Linked DNA regions of Homo sapiens: region 2 is linked to region 1. A link is an interaction called in ENCODE POLR2A ChIA-PET data of the cell type or tissue named here. Cell type or tissue: Panc1. All regions are shown on one strand. Each heading gives the region's core, and the rest is flanking DNA. Links, peaks and the distances in the headings are about the cores only. Region 1 holds the start of LOC124902926 (a long non-coding RNA gene). Region 2 overlaps VDR (vitamin D receptor).

Evidence for each region. Peaks named below come from ENCODE experiments on the same cell type or tissue, not always from the same donor. Only the 100,000 strongest peaks of a DNase experiment are listed, where the experiment ranks them.
Region 2: POLR2A ChIA-PET joins it to region 1 with 10 read pairs; 8 of 35 experiments call an interaction of 5 or more read pairs at or near these places.

What each region holds. Positions count from the first base shown.
Region 1 is chr12:47,796,849-47,805,169 of GRCh38, reverse strand. HDAC7 (histone deacetylase 7) reads left to right here. Exons shown (of 26, transcript NM_015401.5): 2 at 2,896-2,946; 3 at 6,198-6,385; 4 at 6,518-6,608; 5 at 6,951-7,062; 6 at 7,671-7,786; 7 at 8,028-8,153. It overlaps LOC124902926 (a long non-coding RNA gene), which reads right to left and starts at 4,090. Exons shown (of 2, transcript XR_007063290.1): 1 at 2,511-4,090. RefSeq lists a silencer at 7,445-7,644. In Panc1, for the core only: no CTCF peak of the experiment used is centred there; no DNase peak of the experiment used is centred there.
Region 2 is chr12:47,860,131-47,868,451 of GRCh38, reverse strand. It overlaps VDR (vitamin D receptor), which reads left to right. Exons shown (of 10, transcript NM_000376.3): 4 at 3,275-3,405. Among named protein-coding and RNA genes, the nearest start is that of LINC02354, 35 kb to the right of the region's middle. In Panc1, for the core only: no CTCF peak of the experiment used is centred there; no DNase peak of the experiment used is centred there.

The DNA of each region.
Region 1 (8,321 bases), core at 43-8,042:
GAGCCCAGGAGGTCAACGCTGCAGTGAGCCATGTTCACATCACTGCACTCCAGCCTGGGCATCAGAACAAGACCGTACCTCAAAAAAAAAAAAAAATTAAGAAAAGACACTGGAGGCATCGGGAGGGGGGCGTTCTAGGTGGCAGTGCTCCTGGGGAAGCCTTTTGTCCCACTGAAGACATGAAGCTCCTGGGAGAGCAGGTGGTCGGCAAGGCTCAGGTTTTCATCCACCTTTTGCAGATCTAGGAGGCAAAGTCATACCTGCTGGGGAGGGAGGACCAAGACTGGGGCCTGAGGCAATAAGGTAGGAGCAGTAGGGAGGTCAGTTTGTTCCAGGTGCTTAGAATTGTGTTTGTGTTTACTCTGGAGGTTGCTGAGGGCTGGGGTGCACCTATTGGAACAGGGGCTCCATAGGTTTCTGGGTAAAATCAGGTGTTCTGGTTTAAGAAGGTGACTTGGTAGGCCCACATGCCCCAGTGCCAAGTAAACTGTTCTTAAGTCTGACTGCAGTTGCCTCCAAAGAAGATAGAAAAGGGGAGTAGCCAGGATTCCAAAAAGAAGAGCTCTCCAACCTGGCAAAGAGCCCTGTGCTAGACAGTATTCCTGGTACCTTGGGTCCATTTACTTCTCTTTTTTTTTTTTTTTTCAGGCTGACCCCAAATTAGTAGTAACAGCCCTCGGAGAGAGGCAGTGATGGGAAAAGAGGTCCCACACTCAAGCCAGAACTGGGAGGCAGGATGTTCATGCTCTGGCTTCAGTTCAGCTACTGACGGGGTGCCAGTAGATACCTTTCCTCTCTCTAGGACACAAAGAGAGCTGTTCCTGGGTCTTAATCTCTGTCGCTCTGCGCTCTTCTGAACTTGATGGCCCTCAGCACGGGGCCAGGGAGCGGGGGAAAAGCAGAACTTTTTCCAGGAATTGCTATTGGAAGCAGCCCCGTTGCCAACACGCATGCACACATGCACACAGCTTTTCTGGACAGACCTTATATTATGGATTATCACCACAAAACATCCCTTTGGGGCCTGGTAGCCCACACCACAGAATTCAGGGTCATTAATTTTTCTCCTATCCAGAGAGTGCATGGTGTCCGGAATCTGTGGTTACCAGGGGAGCAAGGCACAGAGAACCTGGCTCTGCTCCCAAGCATGAATGCTGCTGACCAGCCCCTGGGTAGGGACTGGGGAGGTGGGACAGAATTCCCAGGAGGCAGGGGACTCAGCCTGACACAGTCTCTGGGAGTGCACCCTGGAGCCCAGTCCAGAAACCTCTGGGAGGACCAGGTCCTGCAGAAGAAAGAAGAGGTACTAAGAAGGCCTGGGATTGGGGGTTACCATGTCGTGGGGAGGGGAGTTTGCCTCTGAGGCCCACCACCTTGAGAAATATGCATGCTGTGTCTCAGGCAGGTTGTCAGGAGAGAGTCATTGTATTTGATTTGTCAGCTACTAACAGAGCCTGCCACGTGCCCTGCGAGGTGTTTGGTGCAGATGGGCATGGCTTCCACAGGGCACCACAGAGATCATGATGAATGAAGTGTCAAGGTGGTAGACACAGAGCGAGTGCTGTGGAAAAGGAAGAGGGGAGAGGTCAGGGAGAGCCTCCCAAGGAGATGGACTTGGGCTGGACCTCAGAGGATGGGCAGAATTTAAATAGGTAGAGCAGCATTTTCGGACCGAACTTTGTTACCCAAAGCATGGGCTGGTTTGAGGGGCAGTCGGTGGGAGTCTCCCTGTGCCCAGGCTGCCCCCTCCCCCAGCAGCGCCTGCCTGCAGGAAGTTCTCATTTCTCGGCTCTGAAGAGGAACTGTGGCTGCCTCTGAGACACAGACCCAAAGGAGCACCCCGGCAGTTTCTCAAAAAATATCCCTTCTGCCCCAAGTCTGGCCAGCAGAGCGCTTCTGTGTCCACCCAGTACCCCGTCCAGGCAGCCTCTGGGTCTCCTGGCCTCCTGTCCCCTTGACCCTGAACTGGACAGCAAGAGGGAAAGGTGTCTGTCCTGGACAGGTGGCCTCAGGACTCATCTCTGTCTTCTCCAACCCCAGCTGGCCTCCATGTCCCCTGGGGGCTTTCTGCTGCTGACCAGCTTGGGCCCTACTATAGGTTTTCTTGCTGGGCTTAGGAGCCTGAGAGAGGTAGCCATTTCCAAAAGAAAAGATTTCTATCTCAGATTATCTGGGAAAGAGGCTGAGTAGGTCCCTTCTCTGAGGAAACAGGCAGCAGGACATAGGATGGGGCAGTGGGAGGAAAAGGGTCTGCACTATGGGGTCCTTGGGCTGTGCACTCCTGACCTTATCACTTCACAGTTCCCACCAGATCTGACTTGACCTCCGGGCCATGACCCAGTCCCTCCCCCACTCTGGAAACCTCTGTGTCCCCTCCTGCTCCTTTCACTCCCACCTGGGAGGCTCTGAGCAGGCCAGGGTCCCTCTCTCCAGGCCTGCTCCTCCCTTTCTCCTCCTGTCCCCCCAGCCATCCCCCCAGCCAGGCTCTCCCACCTCTGGCCCCACCTCACCTCTTGGCCTTCTTCTTTCCCTCGGGCGATGGGAGCCTGGTTTGGCTGCCCAGGGAAGATTGTATCTGACCACAGGAGGGAGGGCTGAGGGCACTGCTGGGTGAGCTGAGGCCTCCTTAGGTTCTTGCTGTAGTCTGAGTTCAAGTCATTTAGAATGAGTGACTTGAGGAAGAGGGAGCTGGGAGCCCTTTTCACCAGCAGGGGGACTGGAGGAGTCGAATGGGGTGGGGTCTTCTCGTTTTGATTAGCTTCTGGTGGAGGTCCCAGGCTTTGGCGTGCTCAAGCTTGGAGTGGCAGGGAGCAGGCCTGGCTTGACCTTCTTTCCTTCCTGCTCCCTCTCCTCACCCCTCCCTGCAGCTCTTTCACTCCGTCTCTCTCTCTACAGATGGGACCCAGGTGAGCCCGGGTGCCCACTACTGCAGCCCCACTGGCGCAGGTAAGAGTCAAACCCGGGGGAGTCCATGGTAGGGAGTGGAAGATGAGGGGTGGAAAGGCTGTAAGAACGCGAGAAGCTGAGGGGTTAGAGAAGCAGGGTCGCTGGCTGATCTGCCAGAGAGCCAGGAGGTGGCGGCTCCAGGGAGGGGCGAGGAGCCGGGGTAAGAGAGGCAGCTCTGGATGCTGGCTGGGCACAGTGCTAGGAAACACAACAGGAAAAGGAAACACAGGATGCCCGTCTTGTCCTTGCTGGGAGCAGTGAAACAGGAAGGAAAGTAAGAAGCTAATATTTATACTGAGACCCCTACCCCATGTCAGGCACCAGGCAAGGTGTGTTCTTGTGTGTGGACTCGGTCCTCACACCGGCTCTGCAAGGTGGGCATGGCAGCCCTTGCAGGACTGCTCTGCTGGAGGGGAAGTGTTCTCTCACTGTCTGCGCCTCCTCCCTCTGCTGGCCCGAGCCTCCTCTGCTGCTAGGCTGCCCTGGGGAAGGACTGGACTTCCTGCTGCTGCTTTGGTTTAGGACATGCCCATGGGGCCAGGTCTGGACTAGACGCGGTCTGCCCTTCCTTTAGTGTAGCCAGTATCAACCAAGGGCCTACTGAGTGCAAGATATACAGCCTGATGCCTAATAATTCCATATAGCAGGGAGAAATGGAACCCAGGTATCCTCCTTGCTTCAGTCCTGGCTGTTGAAAAGCTAACAGGCAGGTTAGGGAGGAAGCACACACAAATACAAAGCGAAAAAAAATAGAATGCAATAATGTGACCAGTGCCCAATGAGAGGACACTGATTCATGAGTTTATCCATTTGTTCAAGAATCATTAATGAGTTCTGTCTCTGTGCCAGGGTACTTTCCTGGACATTTTAGGAGAGACACTGATTTATTCATTGATTCTATGTTTGTGGAGTGCCTGTCATGTGCTAGGTACTATTCCAGGTGCTAGGAATAATAAACAAAGCATGAAACCAACTCCCTGCCCTATGGAGCTTAACTCAGACATGGTACCTGCCCACAGAGCACTAATCCTGGTGTGGAACAGCCATGTGATTGGAGTCCAAAAGAGGGAGGGATGCTAGGCGCTGGCTGGGTCCAGGGATGAGGGAGGACTCCAGCTGAGCTTTGAGCAAAGAGTAGGATTTGGAAAAGTAGAATGTAGGGATGAGGACAGCACAGGCAGGGGGACATTGTGAGCAAAAGGTCAGAGAACAGAAGAGATGTGGATTTGTGACAGGTGGAAGCTGATGGCCAAGGTGGAGGGTTCATGTTCAAATGCAGACCAAGTTGAGAGAAGCCAAGTTAGGACCAGATTGTGGAGCCTCACAAATGCTAAAGCACCTCGAAAAGTATTTCCAGGGCTCCAGGCAGAGCCCATCCTGTATTCCCTTCTGCTGTGGAGGCAGTGGCCATGCAGAGTGTGAGGGGAAGGGCCCCTGCTGGGGGTCTGCTCACAGTCCGTATGTGGCTGAAGCCACTGGTCTTGGGTCCAGGTCGCTGGCCTTGGTTCCCCCAAGCCCCTCTTGCATAATCAGGGGAGTCACCCCGGGAAGCCAGGACACAGAACATGGAAGGACTGAAACCTTTCCTGGGGCAGGAGTGTTTTGGTATTCGAAACCCAGACTCAACCCGAATGAGAATCCGGATTTCTTGGGAGGCAATGTGAACAAGGGGTGGGGCATCAAAGCCATACATTTTCTACTGCGGGCGGCATCTGGGTGCACAGCCATCACTGTCCCTCCAGGCCTCTTGATATTCGGGGGACATGGCGGGCACCTCCTTGCTGGGCTCCTGTCTTGTGTCCATGTCACAGTCAGGGAATGTTAGAGTGAATGCCCTTTAATGACAGCCTACTGCAAACCCCTCTTTGCTTAGTGAGAAAGCCCCTTGAGGGGAGGTGAATTCCTGAAAGTTGGTGGGAAACTGGAGTACCTGCCTTGGTAGGACCAGAACCCATGCTAGCTCTGCCCCTAGCAGGGTGACTTTGGACAGGGCCCTTCACCTCCGAGCCTCGGTTTCCTTATTTAGGATAACAAGATAGTAATGACTACCCCCCGGGGCCAGTGGCTTGATGTAGCTGCTCATGCACAAGTGCTGTAGATGTAAAGATTGTGGTTAGGAGTGGCCAGCTTGGGCCTGGAGGCTATGATTTCTGACTCCTGGACTGGTACTTTGCCACAGGCCTTTCCAGCCCTCCTCAGCCCCAATCCCTGAGGACAGTCTGTGGCTGCCCCACTGGGAGATGCCCAGCGTTGGAATTGCTGAAGGAGGCCTCTCCAGGAAGGCTTCTCCACTTGTGTGCCCTCCCATGGGGCCGGCCTGCTCCTACCCCACCCACTTCCCCTTCTCCAGGATAAGCCCGCTGCAACAGCTCCGTCTCCCAGTGTCTCAGCCTCTCTGGCTGCTCAGCCCAGCCTGGTCCAGCTGGCTATGCTGGCATGGACCCTAGTCTGGTGGCCAGTTATAAATAGCCCCTGCACCCACAGCCTTGGCAGGGTGCTCCTAGTGTGGGTGCAGAGGACACTTGAGAAGAGGCAGCCGTGCCTGCCATCCTGACCATGCCAGGCCCAGAGCTGCCATGGAGGCACCCAGGAGCAGGCCCAAGGACACATGGGCCCTATGAGCTGAGGAACCTGCCCTGGGCACAGGGTTCTGCAGGCCCAACGTGGCCGGTCAGGGCTGGCTGTAGGCTTGAGGCATCACTTTATCTCATGACTGGGGATAGAGCATGGGAGGGTGGCGACCCAGAGGGCCTGTGAGGCTTGGGGCTGGAGGCAGAACAAAGTGGGCCTGTTTGCCTGCCTGATTGCTTCCTTTGAGCCCAACTCATTAGAGGGCAGCTGGGCAAATCCTCTGATTCCAGGGAGGGATGAAGGGAGGGAGAAGGCAGGGCCAAGAATGTCCTACCATAGGATCTGCAGCCCATCGGAGATCACTGTAGCCCTCAGCCCCCGGCCCAGGGAGGAGCATGTTTAGTGGAGGAGCACTGTGGTGGAGTCGGAAGACTCCGTTCAAACACCACCAGTGATACAGTGTTACTGTGCACAGTTCATGTGACTTTTTTCTCACGAGTAAAATGGAATTGATAATACCTACCTTGCAGGACCACGACAGGATTAAGTGAGGAAAAACCCCCATGAGAGTGTTTTGCCATTGTCAAGTGAGCCTGAGGGAGGCTGAGGGGGGATCAGGCTGTATCATGCCCCCGAGGACAAACTTTCCAGTTTACCCTGCTCCCTCTCTCTGTCCCTAGGCTGCCCCAGGCCCTGTGCAGACACACCAGGCCCTCAGCCGCAGCCCATGGACCTGCGGGTGGGCCAGCGGCCCCCAGTGGAGCCCCCACCAGAGCCCACATTGCTGGCCCTGCAGCGTCCCCAGCGCCTGCACCACCACCTCTTCCTAGCAGGCCTGCAGCAGCAGCGCTCGGTGGAGCCCATGAGGGTAAAGATGGAGCTCCCTGCATGTGGGGCCACCTTGAGCTTGGTCCCCAGCCTCCCCGCCTTCAGCATCCCTAGACACCAGTCTCAGTCCTCAACTCCTTGTCCCTTTCTGGGCTGCCGGCCCTGCCCACAGCTCTCCATGGACACGCCGATGCCCGAGTTGCAGGTGGGACCCCAGGAACAAGAGCTGCGGCAGCTTCTCCACAAGGACAAGAGCAAGCGAAGTAAGGAGGTGGCCACCCCAGCCCAGCCCAGCCCCACCAGCCAGGTGCCTGCGGCTGCCTGTGTGGCTTGTGAGGGGTGAGGTGGGAGGGCCGCAGCCAGCTGGGCCTGAGCCGAGGCTTTCCCTCTGCTTGCCTGGGCTCTGCCTGTGAATGTGTGGGGGATGTGGGGGTGGGGGGTGGTGTCTGGAGGCTCTAGGGAGGGGTAGGGCCTCGGGCTTGGCTCTTGCCTAGGGAGTCCCTGGGACGCCTCCTACTGAGGATGGGGACAGGGCAGTGGCCAGGTAGTGCCACGAGGCCGCCTGTCCACCCACCTCCAGCCCCCTCCTGACTCTGCCCCTACAGGTGCTGTAGCCAGCAGCGTGGTCAAGCAGAAGCTAGCGGAGGTGATTCTGAAAAAACAGCAGGCGGCCCTAGAAAGAACAGTCCATCCCAACAGCCCCGGCATTCCCTACAGGTAACACCCTCCTCACCTGCCCTCCTGTCCCCACATGCACCCTCCACCCCCGCCCCCGTGTTAGCCATGAGCACACACACTTGCCTCCTTCCTCCCCAGTTGCCACAACCAGTCCTTACCCTTCCTCTAAACATAATGCCCCCGAGCCCCTCTCTCAACTGATACCTGCCCTCCTCTCTTTAAATTCTCCCCACCCCACCTGAGCCCTTCTCACACACACACACACACACACACACACACACACACACACACCCTACTGGCTTTTTTCTTGCACATGAGCCCCTTCTCTCTTTATATTTTCCCTGAGCGCAAAAATGTCCTGGTTCCCAGAGCAGGTTCCTAGTGCAGGTGACAGAGCCCCCAGTGGGCTCTTCACCCACGCACCAAGCACCTGGCTTCTATGCCTAGGTCAGAGCTCTGCACTATAGCTGCTGGAGCGGACAGGCGGCCCACTGCTGCCACCTGGAGATGGTCCCCATTCCTACCAGCCCCACATTGCCCAGCCCTGCCCGCTGCAGCCTCCCCCTCAGGTCCCAGGGCCCGTGCTCAGGGCAGTGCCCGTGCAGTGTCCCCACACCTCTGAAGCAGCCTTGGCACTCGTTCTGTAGAACCCTGGAGCCCCTGGAGACGGAAGGAGCCACCCGCTCCATGCTCAGCAGCTTTTTGCCTCCTGTTCCCAGCCTGCCCAGTGACCCCCCAGAGCACTTCCCTCTGCGCAAGACAGGTGAGCTGAACAAACAGGCGGACCTTTCAGGCAAAGGAAGGGGGAAGGGCCTCGGACATGGGGGAGGAGTGTGCAGGGGTGGGCGGGCTGGGCTGGGCCAGGAGATCATCGGTAGGCTAGGATCTTCTTTCTAGTTCTGCCTTCTCTTTCCTTGACCGATAGAGATGACTGGGACTGAGGGGTTAAAGGGTGGAAAAAAGAAGGGTGGTGGGGGCCTGAGTGACGCTGGTGCTCCCTGCAGTCTCTGAGCCCAACCTGAAGCTGCGCTATAAGCCCAAGAAGTCCCTGGAGCGGAGGAAGAATCCACTGCTCCGAAAGGAGAGTGCGCCCCCCAGCCTCCGGCGGCGGCCCGCAGAGACCCTCGGAGGTGAGGGCCGGCTGAGCCAGTGCGGTTGCCATCCTCAAACCTGGCTGGTCTTGTCCCTTTGGGTCAGGCCCCACCTAGACAGGGGTCCCCTCCTTAGGACTGCCATGCGTGGTTGCATGGGGGTGTCCCACACACTTGCCGAAGCGGGGGAGTTGGGGCTGAAACCCA
Region 2 (8,321 bases), core at 40-8,039, 63 kb before region 1:
GGCGTATAACTTCTTTCTTGTTAGCTACTGCAGGGTTAGGACTGGGCCTGAGGCGGGCTAGACTTGGAGCTAAGGAGCCCCTGATAGCCTGGTGCTGCTCCACCTCCTGACAACCCTGGCTCTGCAGTAGGCCCCTTGGGTGATGAGGGTTGTCACAGCAGGGTACCAGAGCCAAGGTCCAAAACCAACAGCAGCTGCTTCCTTGACTGTTGGGTCATTCTTGGCATTGAGCCACCTGGGGCTGTTTGGGGCATCAACTTCACTGAGCACTTTAAGTTTCTGGGGTTGAAAACAATCCAGGAAGCTAAAGGCTAAGCCTTAGATCCCTAAGACTTCCAGACCTAGGAGCCTGCACTTCTTGCTGAATATCCTCACCTGTAAGTTTCTTAACCTCAGTGGTCCCACGTATAAAGGGAGGGAGTTACACTGACGGTCTCTTGGGCCCTCTGTGGATCTAAGAGTCTGGGCCTGCCTGGGACTGCCAGTAGAGCCCTACTCTGGTCTCTTCTCTATCCCAGGGGCTGAGTCGGTGTGGTCCCCAGCTGTCCATTTGCTAGAGCAAGCTTGACAATTGATGAGTGCGATTCCCCTCAACCCCATGTATGTTCTAGTGAATGTGAACAGTGAGTCATGTTTTACCAAGAATCCTAACTAATGCCTGGCCCCTGAGCAGATGACGTCAGTAGCTCATCTCCAGGAAGGAAATGGTTGGGCCTGGGCTTTGGCTTGGAAGGCTTGGGCATCTTCACACTCAGCAGTTCCTTGGAAGATGCTGCTGCTCATGCAGACAGTGATTCTGCCACCATCTTTCCCCATCTAACTATGTCAGAAAAGTGGGGCCTACTCCTGCTGGGGCTGGGAGGAGGACAGGACTCTCAGGACATGGATGATGAAAAGCCTCTAGGGAGGTGCCTCAGGGAGGTGTCCTTTATGCAGCCTCCCAAAGTCCACGTGGTGTGGCTGGCAGTGGGAGAGAATGTTCGAATTAGGAAAATGAGCCCTTAAATGTGCACACTTGTGCACACACACACACACACACACAACTTACATAGGCTACAAGGGTGCCACTTTTCTTTTTCTTTTCTTTCTTTTTTTTTTGAGACAGAGTCTCATTCTGTTGCCTAGGCTAGAATGCAGTGGCACAATCTCGGCTCAGTGAAACGGCCGTCTCCCAAGTTCAAGTGATTCTCCTGCCTCAGCCTCCCGAGTAGCGGGGACTATAGGCATGTGCCACCGTGCCCGGCTAATTTTTGTATTTTTAGTAGAGATGGGGTTTCACTATGTTGGTCAGGCTGGTCTCAAACTCCTGACCTCATGATCCACCCACCTCGGCCTCTCAAAGTGCTGGGATTACAGGCCTGAGCCACCACACCCAGCCTCAAGGGTGCCACCTTTCTAGCTAAGAACACTTCAGTAGTTTTCTGGGTTTTTTTTGTTTTGTTTTGTTTTGTTTTTTGAGACAGGGTCTTGCTCTGTTGCCCAGGCTGGAGTGCAGTGGCATGATCTTGGCCTACTGCAACCTCTACCTCCTGGGTTCAAACGACTCTCCTGCCTCAGCTCCCAGCCCCCAAGTAGCTGGGACTACAGGCATGCACCATCATGGCCAACTAATTTTTGTATTTTTAGTAGAGACGGAGTTTTGGCATGTTGGCCAGGCTGGTCTCAAACTCCTTACCTCAGATGATCCGCCCACCTCAGCCTCTCAAAGTGCTAGGATTACAGGCCTGAGCCACTGTGCCCAGCTCTAGTTTTCTGTTCCTACAGAGCTCCTGCTTCCTCTTCCTTTCAAAAAACCCAAGGCCAGGCCTCAGGATTTCCACCTGCTTGTCTGGCCCCTTCTTTTTCTGGGCAGGTTCTGGGATGTCTAGAGCTATGGTTTGGGCCTTTTCTTCCTTCCATGTACACATCTATCCCTGGAACAGGAGCTATTCCAGTCACAGGTCTCTAGAATCTAGAAGACTTCATGCTGAGACTAGCATCCTTACTTCTCATAGCGGCTCATTAAATGTTATTATGCTGGCTACTCTGGAGATTTCAATATTTAAAAAGGTTTCTTCGGCCAGGCACAGTGGCTTACGCCTGTAATCCCAGCACTTTGGGAGGCCGAGGCAGGCGGATCATGAGGTCAGGAGATCGAGACCACAGTGAAACCCCGTCTCTACTGAAAATACAAAGAATTAGCCGGGTGCGGTGGTGGGCGCCTGTAGTCCCAGCTACTCGGGAGGCTGAGGCAGGAGAACGGCATGAACCCAGGAGGTGGAGCTTGCAGTGAGCTGAGATCGCAACACTGCACTCCAGCCTGGGCGACAGAGCGAGACTCCATCTCAAAAAAAAAAGGGTTTTTTCTAGGGAAATGCACTTTTGTTATTTCCTGTTTAATTTTTTAAAATGGGAAGGGGAACAGAGTACTGTAAAATAAGTATAAGAGTCGGGGCGTGGCTGTGCGCGATGGCTCACGCCTGTAATCCCAGCACTTTGGGAGGCCAAGGCAGGCGGATCATGAGGTCAGGAGATCGAGACCATCCTGGCTAACACGGTGAAACCCCATTTCTACTAAAAATACAAAAAAAAATTAGCCAGGAGTGGTGGCGGGCGCCTGTAGTCCCAGCTACTCTGGAGGCTGAGGCAGGAGAATGGTGTGAACCCGGGAGGTGGAGCTTGCAGTGAGCTGAGTGAGCCACTGCACTCCAGCCTGGGTGACAGAGCAAAACTCCGTCTCAAAAAAAAAAAAAAAAAAGAGTCGGAGTGCAGTGGCTCACACCTGTAATCCCAGCACTGTGGGAGGCCTAGGATAGAGGATTGCTTCAGCCCAGGAGTTCCAGACTAGCCTGGGCAACATAGTGAGACCCCATTTTTACAAAAAAATCAAAAAATTAGCCAGGCATGGTGGTATGCACCTGTAATCCCAGCTATACTGGAGGCTGAAGCAGGAGGATTACTTGAACCCAGGAGGTCCAGCCTGCAGTGAGCTGAGATCATGCCACTGCATTCCAGCCTGGGCTACAAAGCAACACCCTGTCCCCCCAAAAGAAACAAAAATTAAAAGAAAAAAGGTAAGTACAAGCCATGATTGGAGCTGGGCAGGCAATGAAAGGAGAAGTAGGAATCGTTTGGTGCCCAGCCTAGAGGTGAGAGTGACTGGCAGCTGGGGTGGGCCTCATGTCTTCTGTTGGAGAAATGGAGACCAGGGGGCCCAGAAGACAGGTCTCCGTGATGACAGGGTGAGGAGCCGGAAGTTCAGTGACCCAGGGCAGGGTGTGTGCTCTCTCGGCAGGCGAAGCATGAAGCGGAAGGCACTATTCACCTGCCCCTTCAACGGGGACTGCCGCATCACCAAGGACAACCGACGCCACTGCCAGGCCTGCCGGCTCAAACGCTGTGTGGACATCGGCATGATGAAGGAGTGTGAGTGTCCAGGGGCTGGGCAGGGTTTGGGCCTGAAGTGGAGTCAGGGAAAGGCCTTGGCCACTCTCCTGCAAGTTTGGGCAGAGGGTCTGCCTGCCCTTCCTCTGTAGCTGCCAGCATCTGGGGCCAGGGCCTCAGTGGGACCAGCAGCTGGTGACAGGGCAGCTGGAAGTCCAGGGTCAGATGCACTCAGCGGCCCTGTGCACCTCTTGAGGATCTGTGTGTTGGTGTCAGAGGCCCTGGAAGGGTCCCTCCAGAGTGGGGCCTGAGAGGAAGGAGAGGCCGGACACTGCCTTCAAGAGTCCCTTCTACTCCTGGGTCAGGGTCTTCCTCCAGGATGTCATTCTTTTTTCACAGCTCCCTGTTACTCGGACCTAGAGGGAAGAATGAGGTTCAAGGACCCCCAGGTTCTATGGGCTTGGGAAGAGAGGGCTGATGTGGGTTAGGAAGGGCAGGAGTGATGGGGAGAATTAGTATTCAGAGCATAGTTGGCATCCACGTTCTGTCCCACCCCAGCCTCCCAGCCTCTCTGGCGCCTTGAGCAGATCTGAGGGCTTGTGCCAGGGAGAGACCAGGAGGAAAGAGTCTGCCAGGGGAAGCACTGGGTTCTAGGACGACCCTCTGAATCCAGATGGAGAAAGAGGAGTGATTCTATAGGACTTCCTGTCCCTCTCTGGGGTTGGAGAAGACCAACATGGCATATTTACATGGATATTTTGACCCATCACTGAAAACAACACTTGAACTTTGCATCAGAGCTCTAGGACAGTTATTTGGTAACTAGAGTAGGCATTGAATTCAGTAGATGCTGGGAGGGGCCAGCCTGGCCCTCTCTGGGCTGGAGCAAGGCCAGCTGGGCATGGGTGCTCTCTGTACACTCATTCCTTTTTCTCCTTCTCTTGCTCACTCCTGTCTGCCATCTGCATCCAGACCCCCACCCGGCCCTAGGACAGAACCCAGGCCCTCCTAGCTGTGGGTCTGAGGAATCGGAGTCGGAGTCGGGGTGGGGATGTTGCTCAGATGCGGACCCTCCTGGCTATGGGACCGTTTGGAGTGGTTGGGGATGGGGAGAGGTCAGGTAACAGGAAGATGTGTCAGGGACAGAGGATAAGTCACAGAACAGGGCTTAGAGGATAGCAAATTTCTCCGTTAATGGGAAAAAAATTATCTGTTGTTGGGACACAGAGGCAGAGCTGAGGCCCTGACCCTGGGCTTCCTCTTTGGGCCTTGACCTAGGCTTCTCTTCTGTGGGTCATGACTCCTCCCTCCTGATCTGACGGCTCCCCAGCCAACACTGGCAGCCCTGAAAGGTGTTTCCAGGGCTGTGGTTTCTCCACACCATCACAGGGTGCAGGCCTGGGCACGCTGGTCGCTCCTACCCTAGTCCCTGCCACGCCCTGGCTCCTGTGTTTATCCTGGAGAGAATAAGAAGTGGAGGCTGGAGGCCCGGGTGCCTTAAGAGGCTTCACACACATTCTCAGTGGGCCCTGCTCAGGGTGAGGCGTTAGGGTGGGCACCAACAAGGTGTGCTCAGCACAGTCCCATCTCCGCAGAGAAGACAGCCTCTGCAAAGCAGGGAGTCCGGTTTCTAAAGCTCCAGCTAACCAAGACTGGCACGAGGTTCCACTGCAGTGGTTCGTAAGGCACTGCCACAGGAGTTCCCCTCAGGACTAAGCTCACTGATGCCCAAGAGGCCCCTCTCCTACCTCAGGAGGAAGAGGATGTCTTACTGACTTAAAATAGAAAGAACATCTGAGACTCAGAGAGGTAAAGACCTCAGGTCTGGGGTCAGAAAGCAAGTTGGTGGCCAAGCTGGGACTAGAATCAGACTTCATGTCCCCTCCTACCTGCCTCCTGGTCCCCATAAACAGCGCTGCATCCATGGTGAAGAGCAGCACCAGCCTGGGGTAAATCAGGGGGCCCTGCCCAGGAGCACCCTACCACGTGGTGGGAACCCAGCAGCCCAGAAGCGATGTCCACCCCATCCCTCAGCCACGCCCACCCCAGCCTAATTCTCTCCTGTGGAGTCCTGTGTCCCCATCCTGCTGTATGCCCAAGGTAGCTTCTCGCCACACCACCCTCCTCATCCCAGTGCAGGGAGCAGTACTCAGTTCTAGATGGGCTGGTGGAGCGGGGATCCAGTTAAAATAGAAACGTCCTGATGCTTTTTACTTTCCTGAAGGGAAGACTGTCCAGGAAGAGACATTCCCAGCCTCAGGTTAGTCCAGCTTCAGGAGGCCTCACCAGTGTGAAGTCCCCCGGCCTCAGAACCCTGGGAGAGCTGCACATTTCTTATCTGGGCTGGGTTTTGTCCCCAAGGCATAGCATCCCAGAGACAATTGAGTGTCTCAATATTTGTAAAACCACAGGAAGAAAGCTAAAAGCCCAGGCTCCTGCTGTCCGAGCAAGGAGGTGGGCCTTCCATAGAAGAGGCACAGGAAGGGAAAGGATGAGGACAGAAACCCTGTGTATTGACCAACTACTGTGTGTCAGATAGCACATCAAGCACATGCATTTTCTTCTGAAATTCTCACAACACTCCCTAAATACGTAAATACTTTTATTTTTTCAATAGCTGAGGAAGCTCAGAGGAATTAAAATATCATGGCTCTCAGCTAATAAGATGATGGTATCAGCATTCATTCTAATCTAGGTCTTTCTGCTTCCAAAGGGCAGGCTTGTGGGCCACACCCGAGGCAGCCTCTCGTGGCCCCAGTGGGTCGGAGCTCACTCCATTGTGCATTTCCAGGCACTTTCACATGCTCTAAGAGATGGATTGAAGAGAGCTTGGTCCCACCAAAGACTCATTTTCTCTCTTTTCCATTCTTAGTTGACTTTATACCCTGGGAACCCAAGAAATTTTATAACTGAGTTCTTGCTTTTTGCTTATACTATTACCTGTCCTGCACAGAACCACACATTGTGGTAACTTGTTTGATGTTTTTACAGATGTATGTCTTTTCTCCCTGGTGTTAGTAAAGTACCTGGCACATAGTAGGTGCTCAATAAATGTGTGGAATCAATGAATATTAGCTCCTCATTATGCTTCTTTCTCTCTGTATATCTTCCACAGGTCTATAGATCAGTAAGATTCTCCCAAACCTGATCATGTCTGTGCCGTTCATTTGGAAACATTTTATGTCCTCTTCCTGTGGTTGTTCTTAGCCCATCCTTGGCATCTTGAAATGTTTTCAAATTGTTTATGTTGCAGATCTTGGCTTCGTTAAGGAGAGAACATGTCTTGCATGGGAATAACTTGCGCAAAATTATTTCACACTCAGCAAGGAGCTTAAAATGAAGTCAAAAAAAGCTTCTGAGCAGCCATGTAGGTTTTACAAAGTCCACATGCCAAAACTCATGCACTTTAGACGCCTGATCACCAGACAGCCCAACACTCTTTCAGAACCTGTTTACTCTTATTCTAGGTCAATGGCTTCATATATCATATAGTGTCTTCCTATATGATAGTAATGACATCTTAGGTTCAATCCATTGAAAAAATGATAAGAAATTTCCCATGAAATTAACAAGATCTTTAAACAAATTATTTCGTAAATCACAGTGCATTTGCATATGTGAAAGACTTTAGACTTATTCAGTCCTCAAGCAATGTTGCCTTGCAGAAGGCTCATGGATTGGGCCTGTGTGAAACTGGTAGATCTCAGCATTTCTTCCTCTGTTACCTCCATAGAAGATGGAGGTTGCTATTTGATGCAAGTGACTGGGAGGAATCATGTTATAGGGTTAAACTTGAACTTTCTTTGTCTCTTTAAAGTGGGTAATTTACAAGCTTTGTGACTTAATTTTATTTTCACACTCTTCAGATGGATTGGAACACAATGCCTGTCAAAACTCCATGGCTGAAAGCCAAAGTCCGCTTATAACCAGATGTAATCAGACACAGTAGAGGCTAGTGGTTATGACCTTCCACTCCAGAACCAGACTGCCCAGGTCTAAATGCTGGTTTCACCACTGTTAGCTGTGTGACTTTGAGAAAGGTAGAAAGCCTCTCTGGGCCTCAGCTCCCTCATCTGCTAAATGGGAATAACAACAGCACCTGCCTTAAAGGGTTGTCATGAGGGCTAAATATATGAGTTAATATACAAAAGGCTCTCAGAATAGTGCCTTATAGATAGAAAAACTCTTTATGTGCCATCCAGCATTACGAATATTTTCTTTTTATTACATCAAACTTGATCACCAGAACTTCTAGCTCCCAAGAGATCAGAAGTAAGTCTTAAGGGGGAGAAAGGCACACATCCAGAGGCAGACACCAATAAGAAGACAACGCATAGTTTAACAGGGAGGTGGACACTGGAAGCAAGAAAAGCAGCCCAAGAACTCCAAAGCCCAGCACGCCAAGCCATGCAATGCGGGGCAGACAGCCTCTGACAACTCTGAGGCTGTAACCTTGTCCTGCAATGTTCAGTAATTATTCAGAATGATACCTCTGAATCATCAGGGAAAGGTTATATGACGTTAAAAGTGTTCCGTTACAAGGTTTTCTGTCTTGAAAATCTTTCCATAACAATTGTTTCAATAAAAGAGGTCAGCTTTCTCAGCTCTCTGGTGTGCCAGGTGCCATTCACTACATTGCAGGAGACAAGCAGCACTAGAGTACTCACTAGCCTTTCCTGAACCAGGAAAATGATTTGCACACAGTTGGTGTAATCTGTGTGGATGCATTTGATATTTGGTGTCAGACTATTGAGCAGACACCACGGCCAGGTAGCCCCTCCGGTCTAGCCTTTATGGGGGAAATATAAGAATTGTAAGACAAAGGCCGGGCATGGTAGCTCACGCCTGTAATCCCAGCACTTTGGGAGGCCAAGGCGGGCAGATCACCTGAGGTCAGGAGTTTGAGACCAGCCTGGCCAACATGGTGAAACCCCATCTCTACTAAAAATACAAAAAAA